Regions from separate parts of the Homo sapiens genome. Here region 1 is linked to region 2. Evidence: chromatin contacts called from ENCODE Hi-C or POLR2A ChIA-PET data. All regions are on one chromosome and are shown on one strand. Each heading gives the region's core, a stretch centred on a gene start or an enhancer-like site at or near the end of the contact. The rest is flanking DNA. Distances are from core to core; before and after follow the strand shown. Region 1 overlaps LMNB2 (lamin B2). Region 2 overlaps DOT1L (DOT1 like histone lysine methyltransferase).

The links. A loop is a pair of places that touch in the nucleus more often than their neighbours do. ChIA-PET counts read pairs that join two places held with the same protein, here RNA polymerase II (POLR2A). Pooled maps may share reads with other maps.
Region 1: a loop to region 2 is called in a pooled map, with 2.2 times the contacts of the local background. The contact joins two enhancer-like sites. A Hi-C loop is called at or near these places in 1 of 168 maps with a recorded cell type or tissue (naive thymus-derived CD4-positive, alpha-beta T cell), 8 of 37 single-sample maps with no recorded cell type and 11 of 50 pooled maps. POLR2A ChIA-PET finds 5 or more read pairs at or near these places in 3 of 52 experiments (GM10248, activated T-cell and activated naive CD8-positive, alpha-beta T cell).

The regions. Positions count from the first base shown.
Region 1 is chr19:2,444,460-2,449,537 of GRCh38, forward strand. LMNB2 (lamin B2) reads right to left here. Exons shown (of 12, transcript NM_032737.4): 2 at 1-81. Among named protein-coding and RNA genes, the nearest start is that of LMNB2, 10 kb to the right of the region's middle. Within about 2 kb of position 2,077, at least 2 of the 41 ENCODE cell types and tissues checked have a DNase peak (open chromatin) inside an H3K27ac peak, as active enhancers do.
Region 2 is chr19:2,169,275-2,174,305 of GRCh38, forward strand. The region is part of intron 1 of DOT1L (DOT1 like histone lysine methyltransferase); the gene reads left to right. Among named protein-coding and RNA genes, the nearest start is that of DOT1L, 7.9 kb to the left of the region's middle. RefSeq lists enhancers at 1-489, 1-50, 1,772-2,366, 1,912-2,281, 2,367-2,961 and 3 more and a silencer at 1-63. Within about 2 kb of position 2,242, at least 15 of the 41 ENCODE cell types and tissues checked have a DNase peak (open chromatin) inside an H3K27ac peak, as active enhancers do.

The DNA.
Region 1 (5,078 bases), core at 827-3,326, 280 kb after region 2:
GGCACGCTCTCGAGCCGTCTCATCCAGGACTCTCCGGGCATCGGCCAGCTCCGACTCGTACAGCGCCTTGATGCCACTCACCTGGGGAGACCCAGGACAGGGTGAAGCGAGAGGGACCCTTCCCCTTGGACTACAGCAGTCAGGGGGCCCGGCCACTGGCCCTGCTCAGATTCCCAGGGACTGGCACGCAGAGAGAGAGGATGGCAGCCTGGGGACACTGGGACACCCTGTGTTGCCCATCTCACAGACACAGCAAAGGGAGCCCCCTGTCGGGGAGGGTCCGGTAACCAGGAGGAAGCCAGGCGACCCTGGGTCCCAGCCATCCCAGGAGCCTCCTCCTCTGCTGCGGCCCCCTCTGGAATGATCGTCTCTCCACGAGCTCCAGCTCCCAGAACAGCGGCGCCCAGTGCTGGAGACCAAAGGCCCTGGGCCTGGACCAGCACAGCAGCTGGATGGAGCCTGTCCCCTTCCCCGGAGGACCAGCCACACCTGGACATGCAGCCCCTTGGCCGCTGTCATAGCGACACGATGCCTGGCCATTAGATGCATTTTTCACACTCTCGGTTTCAGAACCAGAAAACTGGTGGGATGTTTAATCAAGGATCTCTCCCGCTGGGCACCATGGACACTGGGCTGATCACTCTCGGACAACTGGTGATGACAGCAACCCGGGGCCCTCCCAGACCCCACTGGGCCTGAGAGCCCCCTGCCCCCACCAGCCTTTGCAACCTGGAGTCCCCTCCCAGACCCCTCTGGGCCCCTGAGACTCCCCCCAGGCCTCTGCAACCTGGAGCCCCCGCTCCCCCAGACCCCGCTGAGCCCAAGATCCCCCACTTCTGCCAACCGGGGGCCAGCCCGTGCCCCTCTGTGCCCCTACCTCACACGCAGGCACATGGCCCAGGCTCAGGCTGGGCTGTTCCCTGGGATGGAGGGAGGAGCATCTGGCCTTCCCATGCTGTGTCCCCCCGACAGGCCAGCTGCCAATGTGGTGGCTCGGAGGCTCCAGGACAGAAGCTCCCACCCCTCAATCACAGAGATCTGCAGTCAGAGTCCCCAGCTCCCCACCCCACCAGCGGCCCCCACCTTTCACCCCTCGATCACAGGGATCTGTAGTCAGAGTCCCCAACTCCCCACCCCACCAGCGGCCCCCACCTTTCACCCCTCGATCACAGGGATCTGCAGTCAGAGTCCCCAGCTCCCTACCCCACCAGCGGCCCCCACCTTTCACCCCTCGATCACAGGGATCTGCAGTCAGAGTCCCCAGCTCCCCACCCCACCAGCGGCCCCCACGTTTCACCCCTCGATCACAGGGATCTGCAGTCAGAGTCCCCAGCTCCCCACCCCACCAGCGGCCCCCACCTTTCACCCCTCGATCACAGCGATCTGTAGTCAGAGTCCCCAACTCCCCACCCCACCAGCCGCCCCCACCTTTCACCCCTCGATCACAGGGATCTGTAGTCAGTCCCCAGCTGCCCCCCCCAACCAGCCGCCCCCACCTTTCACCCGTCGATCACAGGGATCTGTAGTCAGAGTCCCCAACTCCCCACCCCACCAGCTGCCCCCACCTTTCACCCCTCAATCACAGGGATCTGTAGTCAGAGTCCCCAACTCCCCACCCCACCAGCCGCCCCCACCTTTCACCCCTCGATCACAGGGATCTGTAGTCAGTCCCCAGCTGCCCCCCCCACCAGTCACCCCCACCTTTCACCCCTCGATCACAGGGATCTGTAGTCAGAGTCTCCAGCTCCCCACCCCACCAGCGGCCCCCACCTTTCCCGACGGAGACCCAGCCCAGCCAGCAAGGACATGGGGAGGGGCTGGAGAGCCAGGGGTCACCAGGGCAGGCAGAAGCGACTGGAACACCCTCTGGGCCGCCCAGCTAAAGAAAGCCCCTCCCTAAGCCCCGCGCAAAGCCCCCAAACCCGCCCCTCTCGAGGGCCTCCAGGTGAACTCGAGGCACATGCGGTGCCAGGGAAGGCGACCTCTTCACTTCCTACTAATCCTGCTGCAACCACAGCCGCCACCTGCCCGGCCTCTGCACGCGCCAGCTGGGGGCACAGCTCAGGCTTCTAGTGGCCTTCCTGCCTCCCCTCCTCCCACAGGGCCATGCACTCAGTGAGTTTAAAAATATGTGGAAGCAAACCGCAGTGAGATGCCACTTCGCACCAGCCAGGGCGTCCGTCAAGAAGACAGACAGTCGCAGGTGCGGGCGAGTACGCAGAGAAATCGGAACCTCACAGGCAGCGGCAGGAACCTGAGCTGAGACAGCTCTACAGAAAACAGTCCAGGGGCTCCCCCAAGAGTCACAGAGCCACCCTGTGACCCGGTAACTCCACTCCTGGGTGTGGACCCAGAAGACATGAAATTCACATCCATGCATGTTTGAAAACTACACATGGTGCCGGGCGCAGTGGCTCACACCTGTAATCCCAGCACTTTGGGAAGCCGAGGCGGGCGGATCACAAGGTCAGGAGATCGAGACCATCCTGGCTAACACAGTGAAACCCCGTCTCTACTAAAAAAACATACAAAAAATTAGCCAGGCGTGGTGGTGGGCGCCTGTGGTCCCAGCTACTTGGGAGGCTGAGGCAGGAGAATGGCATGAACCCGGGAGGTGGAACTTGCAGTGAGCCGAGATCGCACCACTGCCCTCCAGCCTGGGAGACAGAGCGAGACTCAGTTTCAAAATAAATAAATAAATAAATAAAATGAAAAATAAAAATAAATAAAAAAATAAAAGCAATGCGGTCCCTCCACCATCCACACACAGGAACATGACCCAGCTGTGTAACGGAGCAAGGTTCTGACACCACAGTGTGGATGCCCCTTGAGGATGTCACACTCATGAGACGCCAGACACAAAACGCCACACAGTGTGTAATCCCATTTCCATGAAATGTCCAGGTCAGGCCAGTGCACAGACACAGGCAGCGGGTGTGTGGGCAGCGGGGCTGGAGAAGGGGACGGGGAGTGACCGCTGAGGGGGACAGGCTTCTTTTAGTGGGGATGAACGTTCTAAAATTGGACACATTGGTGGTGGCACAGCTGTGGAGATATGAAAACGCGAAACCTACGGGTGAGCTGGGTGAACCTTATGAGGCGGGAATTAACTGCTCCGGCTCTGGCGCTGAGGAAAAGGAGGACCGGAGGATGGTAGGCGGAACCAGGCCCAGCACCACCCGCTAGAACGCCGTGATGTTCCCACAGCCCTACAGGGCCAAGGGTGTCTATGCAAGGTGGGTACAGGGTCGGCCTGCATCTGGAGGGCCACACCCCCATGTTACAGGCGAGGCTCCTGTGCAGAGGGCTGGGGGCCTGCCAGGACGCACCCCTTGGCAGTGACCGGGCCTCTTCTGAGGTGGGACCCTCAGCCTCAAACCAACGCATGCTGGGCCATCTGGACAAGTCAGAGTCTCAGGCTGCCCCAGCACCGCAGCTCCAAGTCCCGTCAGCCTACAGTGGGGCGGGATAAGGGTTCCCAACCTGATTTTATGTATGGGAAAACTGAGGCACGGGTCAGTAAAAAGCCGCCTCCTGACCACCGCTGGGTCCTAGACATATCAGGTCTGCGGGGACCAATTGTAGGACGGGGACCCACAGAGGCAGCAGTGCAAAGCGAGCTCCTCCCGCGGCACCCCGGCCACCCCCAAGCCCTCCCTCCCATGCAGGCGATCATCTGGGCCGTGCCCTCCACATCTGTGTCCTGGGAACAGACTTCTAGAAAAACCCAAATCAGGAAAAAGCGGCCAGCTCCACGCTGCAAACAGCTGGGCACCAGGTGCAGGCATGGTGGTGTCTGCCTCTCCCTCAAAGCTCCCAAATACCCCTAACCTCAAGGGAGGGGCTGACGGGACACCCTCAGGATGGGGGTCACACACGAGCTCTCCTGTCCCCACAGAGAGAGAGCTGACTGCGGCTCACGAGGCAGAGGGGCCAGGATGAACAAAACAGCAGAGTTTCCAACAAAGACAAGATCAGCGCCGGGACACACAGGAGCCCGTTCAAGGTGAGAAAAAACAGCAACTCTGCAATGGCAGCCACACGCACAGAGGCATGCTGAGCACCCCCAGACCATGTGCACGGCGGTCCTGTAAGACTCTAATGCAAACCTGGCATGGGGGCTCACCCCTGTCATCCCAGCACTTTGGGAGGCTGAGGTGGGCGGATTACGAGGTTAGGAGATCAAGACCATCCTTGTTAACACGGTGAAACCCTGTCTCTACTAAAAATACAAAAAAATTAGCCGGGCATGGTGGCGTGCACCTGTAATACCAGCTACTCAGGAGGCTGAGGCAGGAAAATTGCTTGAACCCAGGAGGCAGGGGTTGCTGTGAGCCAAGATTGGGCCATTGCACTCCAGCCTGGCGACAGCCAGACTCCACTTCAAAAAATAAAAAGAAAAAGAATCTAATACCATATTCTTACTGCACCTTTCTTGTGTTTATTTACTTATTTTGAGACAGAGCCACACCCAGCCTGGAGAGCAATGCCGCAATCACAGCTCACTGCAGCCTCAAACTCTGGGCTCAAGCAATCCTCCTGTCTCAGCTGCCCCAATAGCTGGGACTATAGGCACACATACTACTATGCCTGCCTAATTAGTTTCTAACTTTTTTTTTAAGAGATGGGGTCTTGCTATGTTGCCCAGGCTGGTCTCAAACTCCTGGACTCAAGCAATCTGCCTGCCCCAGCCTCCCAAAGTACTGGGATTATAGGCGGGAGCCACCGCACCCAGCCCTTTCTCGTGTTTAAATGCTCACATACTTACCATTGTGTAACCGGTGCCCACAGCATTCCACAGAGGAGCGGGCGGTGTGGGTCTGTGGCCTAGGAGGCCACGCCCAAGCCTGGGTGTGTGGTGGCTTCCACCATCCGGGAGTGTGGGAGTGCACTCTACCATGCCCACACAAGGGGCACGTCTCCTAACGACACGCTTTCCACAAGGTATCCCTGTCACTAAACGACACCTGACTTGAATTAATAGTTTGTTCATTGTAGATTTTTTGAATTAATTGATTTTTAAAAGATAATCCATTAGGGCCCGGTGCGCTGGTGCATGCCTGAAATCCCAGCACTTT
Region 2 (5,031 bases), core at 992-3,491:
ATCCCAGCTCCCCCGGAGGCAGATTAACCTTTAGGCAGCTTTGTGTGAGTAAAGGAGTCGCTTTAAATAGGAAGGAATAATAGAAAAAACCCAAGTGTTCCGTTTTATAGCAAATGCACACTGCTTTGTTCCTGCTGGCCTGAAAGAGGTTGCAGGGGGTACTGGGGCGGGGAATTGTCCAGAAACTCTGCAGATGATACAGGGACACTCCAGCCTAGCCTCTGAGGAGAGTTTTTTTTGAGACGGACTCGCTCTGTCTCCCAGGCTGGAGTGCAGTGGCCCAATCTCGGCTCACTGCAGCCTCCGCCTCCTGGGTTCAAGTGATTCTCCTGCCTCAGCCTCCCGAGTAGCTGGGATTACAGGTGTGAGCCACCACGCCCAGCTCTTTTTTTCCTTTAAAAATCTGCTTGTTATCTGCTGCTCATCAGAGTGTATATTTGGGGTAATTCGAGCCTGTGCTCCCAGGTTGCAGTCCTCAAATGTGGCCCAAATAAATGCTCCACTTATATTAATTTTGCTCCAGTTCCTTTCCTTTAGCTCGACAGTGTGAATCTACAATTATCTTAAAATAAAAAGTTTAATTAAAAAAAACACACGGTTGCCCAGGCACGGTGGCTCATGCCTGTAATCCCGGCACTTTGGGAGGCCAAGGCGGGCAGATCACCTGCGGTCAGGAGTTCGAGACCAGCTTGGCCAACATGACGAAACCCCGTATTTACCAAAAATACAAAAATTAGCTGGGCGTGGTGGCGGTTGCCTATAATCCGGAGAATTGCTTGAACCCGAGAGGGGGAGGCTGCAGTGAGCTGAGATCATGCCATTACACTCCAGACTGGTCGACAGAGTGAGACTCTGTCTCAAACAAACAGACAAAATTAGATAAAGGAAAAAAGAATTTTTGTTCAAGTAATATTGGCCATTGATGGCTGCAAATCACTCTTGGTGTTACAGATTCCAGGAACAGGAAGATAGTGTCCGAGACCAGGATGCAGGAACAGATAGATGCCTTTCCACGCTTGCCCCTGGTGTGGTTGGGAGGCGTGACTGAAATCCTTGCTCTTGTCTCTCTGGACCTGATGCATTTTGCATGCCTCACTGGGCACGGACTGCTTGGAGCTGTTTTTATCTTCCAGCAGTGTGAGGTGTAGGAAGGACCCAACACGGTTCCTCCTGTGCTCTCCGCAGTCAACACAGAGGAGTTGCGGAACCAGATACGGGTACCCGGGGATTCATCAGTTCTGTGTTTCCTACTGGGCAGCCCCGATTCAACTCACTTCCAGCATGTCTACCTCGACACAGGCTCAGATCCCACGGGGTAAGGGCTCAGTCCCCAAGACTCCCCCACTTTCCATGCCAGTTAGAGGCCTCACGTTGTGACCTGTGCTTCTGAGTGACCGGTCGGCTGTAAATCCAGGTTCCCGTCACCCTTACCTCGGCTTGATTACATTGCCTCAGTGGCTCACAGAACTCCCGAGAAACACTTAGGTCCTTTGGTTAATGATAAAGGACGATCTGTGGGATGCCCATGAATACTGAGAAATGGATCCTCAGGGCAAGGCATGGGGGAAGGGCCCACTCCCTCCAGGAGTCTCCCGGAACGTGTGTCTCCCGGGACCTGTCCCCCTCCAGGAGTCTCCTGGAACCTGTCCCCCTCCAAGAGTCTCCCAGAACCTGTCCTTTAGAGTGTTGTTTCTCTCATTATTTTTGGGATAGGGTCTTGCTTTGTCACCCAGGCTGGAGTGCAGTGGCTCGATATCTGCTGACTGCATTCTCCGCCTCCCAGGCTGAAAGGATTCTCTTCCTTCAGCCTCCTGAGTAGCTGGGATTACAGGCATGAGCCACCACGCCTGGCTAAATTTTGTATTTTTTGGTGGGGCCTTGCTGTGTTGCCCCAGGCTAGTGGTAACTTTGATAAGCTTTGGGCCTCAGCCTCAGGCTGTGTGGTGGGGTCTAAGGTACAGCAGGGGCCCCAGAGGAGTCCTCCAGGGGAAGGACTGCGAGAATGCTGTGGCACTGGCAGAGCCTTTTACCTGGAGGATCCCTGCATTGAGCCCTTCTGGTCCCGAATTGTACTGAGCCCTCTTCTTCCTGCCTGTAGGCTGAAAGAATGAATTCCTGGCCCTGGAAGGTTCAAACAGCAGTTCTCAGGGGTGGAGGTGGCTCTGCCCCCAGGGGACACCTGGTGGCGTCTAGAGACCTTTGCGGTTGTCACCACCGGGGTGGGGGAAGCCCAAGGATGCTGCTCATCACTCACAGAGCTTGGGGCAGCCCCACCACCGAGGGCGGGCCAGGAGACGCCAAGAGCTGTGCCTTTCATCGCCTGGGGTCCCGGGCACCGACCGCCGCCGGGTGTCGCTCCGTGTTCGTGTACATGCCTTCTCCTGGGGGTAGCCCTGCTTTTATTTCCTGAGTGCTTCCTGGGACCATGCATGTCCGGCAGGCCCTGGCCAAGATCCAGGCTTGCTGCGTGCAGTCCCCGCCCACTGTGTCCCCCTGAGGGAAGGACCTGAGGTGAAGTTAGCGTAATGGGAGTGTATTTGGGCCTCGTTTGCGGGCTGCAGCTCTGGAGACACAGATTCAAGTGCCCAGAATGTATGCGCGGCAGTTACAAGTGGGGCTTCCTGGAGAAAAGAAGGGGCGGCTTTTGCATTGGAATCACAGAAGTGATTGCCCGGCTCCACGTCCTTCCTGGTATCTCAGACTCCAGGGACGTGAAGATAACAGATGGTCACATTGTGCAAATAGTGATAACCTTGTAGGTAATTCATCAGCTAGTGTGGAAACCCCAGGGGAGGAAAGAAGGCCCTGGGAGGGAGTGACTGAAACTCACTTGGAGGCTCTCTGGGCCTGTGGAGTTCTGCACAGCATGCAGCTCCCACTCCTCGGACGCACTTTTCTTTTTTGTTTTCTTTTCTTTCCTTTTTTTTTTTTTTGAGACGGAGTCTCGCTCTGTGGCCCAGGCTGGAGTGCAGTGGCGCGATCTCTGCTCACTGCAAGCTCCGCCTTCAGGGTTCAAGTGATTCCCCTGCCTCAGCCTCCCGAGTAGCTGGGACTACAGGCGCCCGCCGCCACGCCCAGCTAATTTTTTGTATTTTTAGCAGAGATGGGGTTTCACCATGTTAGCCAGGATGGTCTCGATCTCCTGACCTCATGATCCACCCGCCTTGGGCTCCCAAAGTGCTGGGATCACAGGTGTGAGCCACCGTGCCCGGCCAGCCACTTTTCTTTCTTTCTTTTTTTTTTTTTGAAGACAGAGTCTCACTCTTTTTACTCAGGCTGGAGTGCAGTGGCGCCATCTCGGCTTACTGAAACCTCCGCCTCCTGGGTTCAAGCCATTCTCCTGCCTCAGCCTCCCGAGTAGCTGGGATTACAGATGTGTGCCACCAGGCCCAGCTAGTTTTTGTATTTTTAGTGGAGACGGGGTTTCACCATGTTAATCAGGCTGGTCTCAAACTCCTGACCTCGTGGTCTGCCTGCCCTGCCTCCCAAAGTGCTGGGATTACAGGCGTGAGCCACTGCGCCTGGCAATATTTTTCCTCTTTTTTTTGAAATAACATCCTTGTTGTGACAGTTCACGTATCATAAAGTTCACCTGTTTTAGGCTGGACGTGAGAATGGCATGAACCCAGGAGGCGGAGCTTGCAGTGAGCTGAGATCGTGCCACTGCACTCCAGCCTGGGCAACTGCGCGAGACTCCATCTCAAAAAAAAAAAAAAAGTTCACCCGTTTTAAGTGTACATTTCAGTGTGTTTTAGTATATTCACAGATTGTGCAGTCGTCACCATTGTCTAATTCCAGAACGTTCTAATCACCCCAAAAGGAAACGCTGCCGCCTCAGCAGTCAGTGCTGGTCTCCCCTAGCGTCCTGGAGCGTTTTTCCCTGCATGGAGGCCCACGAGTCCCGCGCTTTCCTCCTTCCCTGTCACGCTGTGGCTTTAGGAGGCCCACGAGTCCCGCGCTTTCCTCCTTCCCTGTCACGCTGTGGCTTTGGCCTCAGGCTAGAGGGTCGGTGTCTGTCAGCCTGTGCTCAGACGAGGGCGAGGAGAGTTCTGGTCAGCGCGTCCAGCCTCCCTCCTGTGTTGCTTTGCTGCTGGAAAAAGAGGGTCCTGATGCAGACCCCAAGAGAGGAGAGAACTCGAGGTGAGCCGCGGATCACAGTGAGAGCAGCCACCAAGCCGCTTCCTTACACAGCGGGCCTCCCTGACAGAGCAGGGCGTCCTCGGGGAGCAGGCAGAGGGTGCCTGCTCTTCCTTAGCGCCTCCGTCTGTGAGAAACGGCCAGGGTTGCGAGTAAACCTGGAACGTGCAGACACTCACTGGAGGCCAGCCGGGTGGTGCCATCCGACCACCCTTCAAGCCCAGCCTGCTCACCGGCCCTCTCAGTACAGCGGGCACGGGTTCTGCGGGCTGCCCGGAAGACCTCCCCCAGACCCATAGATGCTCTGTGTCCTTGGTGGGCAGCTCATAAGTGTGAACCTTCCCGGTACCTTGCGAGTGCCTCACTACGCACTTCAAGACGGGGTCGCTCCGGTTGTGTTTTATGAAACCAGAGGCCTGGTGAGCTGAGCTTCCTCTCACAGCTTCACAGCAGCCTGTGTGGGTGGCCTCAGCCCTCCTGAGCCCCTCCAGTGTCGAGTTGCTTTGACTGTTTCCAGGGAACTCCTTTGGTTGTTGCGTAGCTTGGGCTGTTTGTTTGTTTGTTTGAGACAAACTCTGTCACCCGGGCTGGAGTATTGGAGTTTAGTGGCGTGATCATAACAGTGCAACCTTGAACTCCTGGCTCAAGCGATCCTTCCACCTCAGCCTCCTAAAGTGCTAGCACTACAGGCGTGCACAGCTGTGCCCAGCCAGCTGGGGCTGTTGCACATGGGCTAGTTATTATCAAGTCAGCTGAAGCCTTGTCAGCCATCCTTGGTCTGAGCTCTCCCTGGCTCTCGGGCAGCACCGTCTTCCTCCTGTGGAGGTCTGAGTCCCCTTTTCACACTGCCCTTGATCCTACAGACAGATGCTCAGCCAGGAAGCAACATGCTCT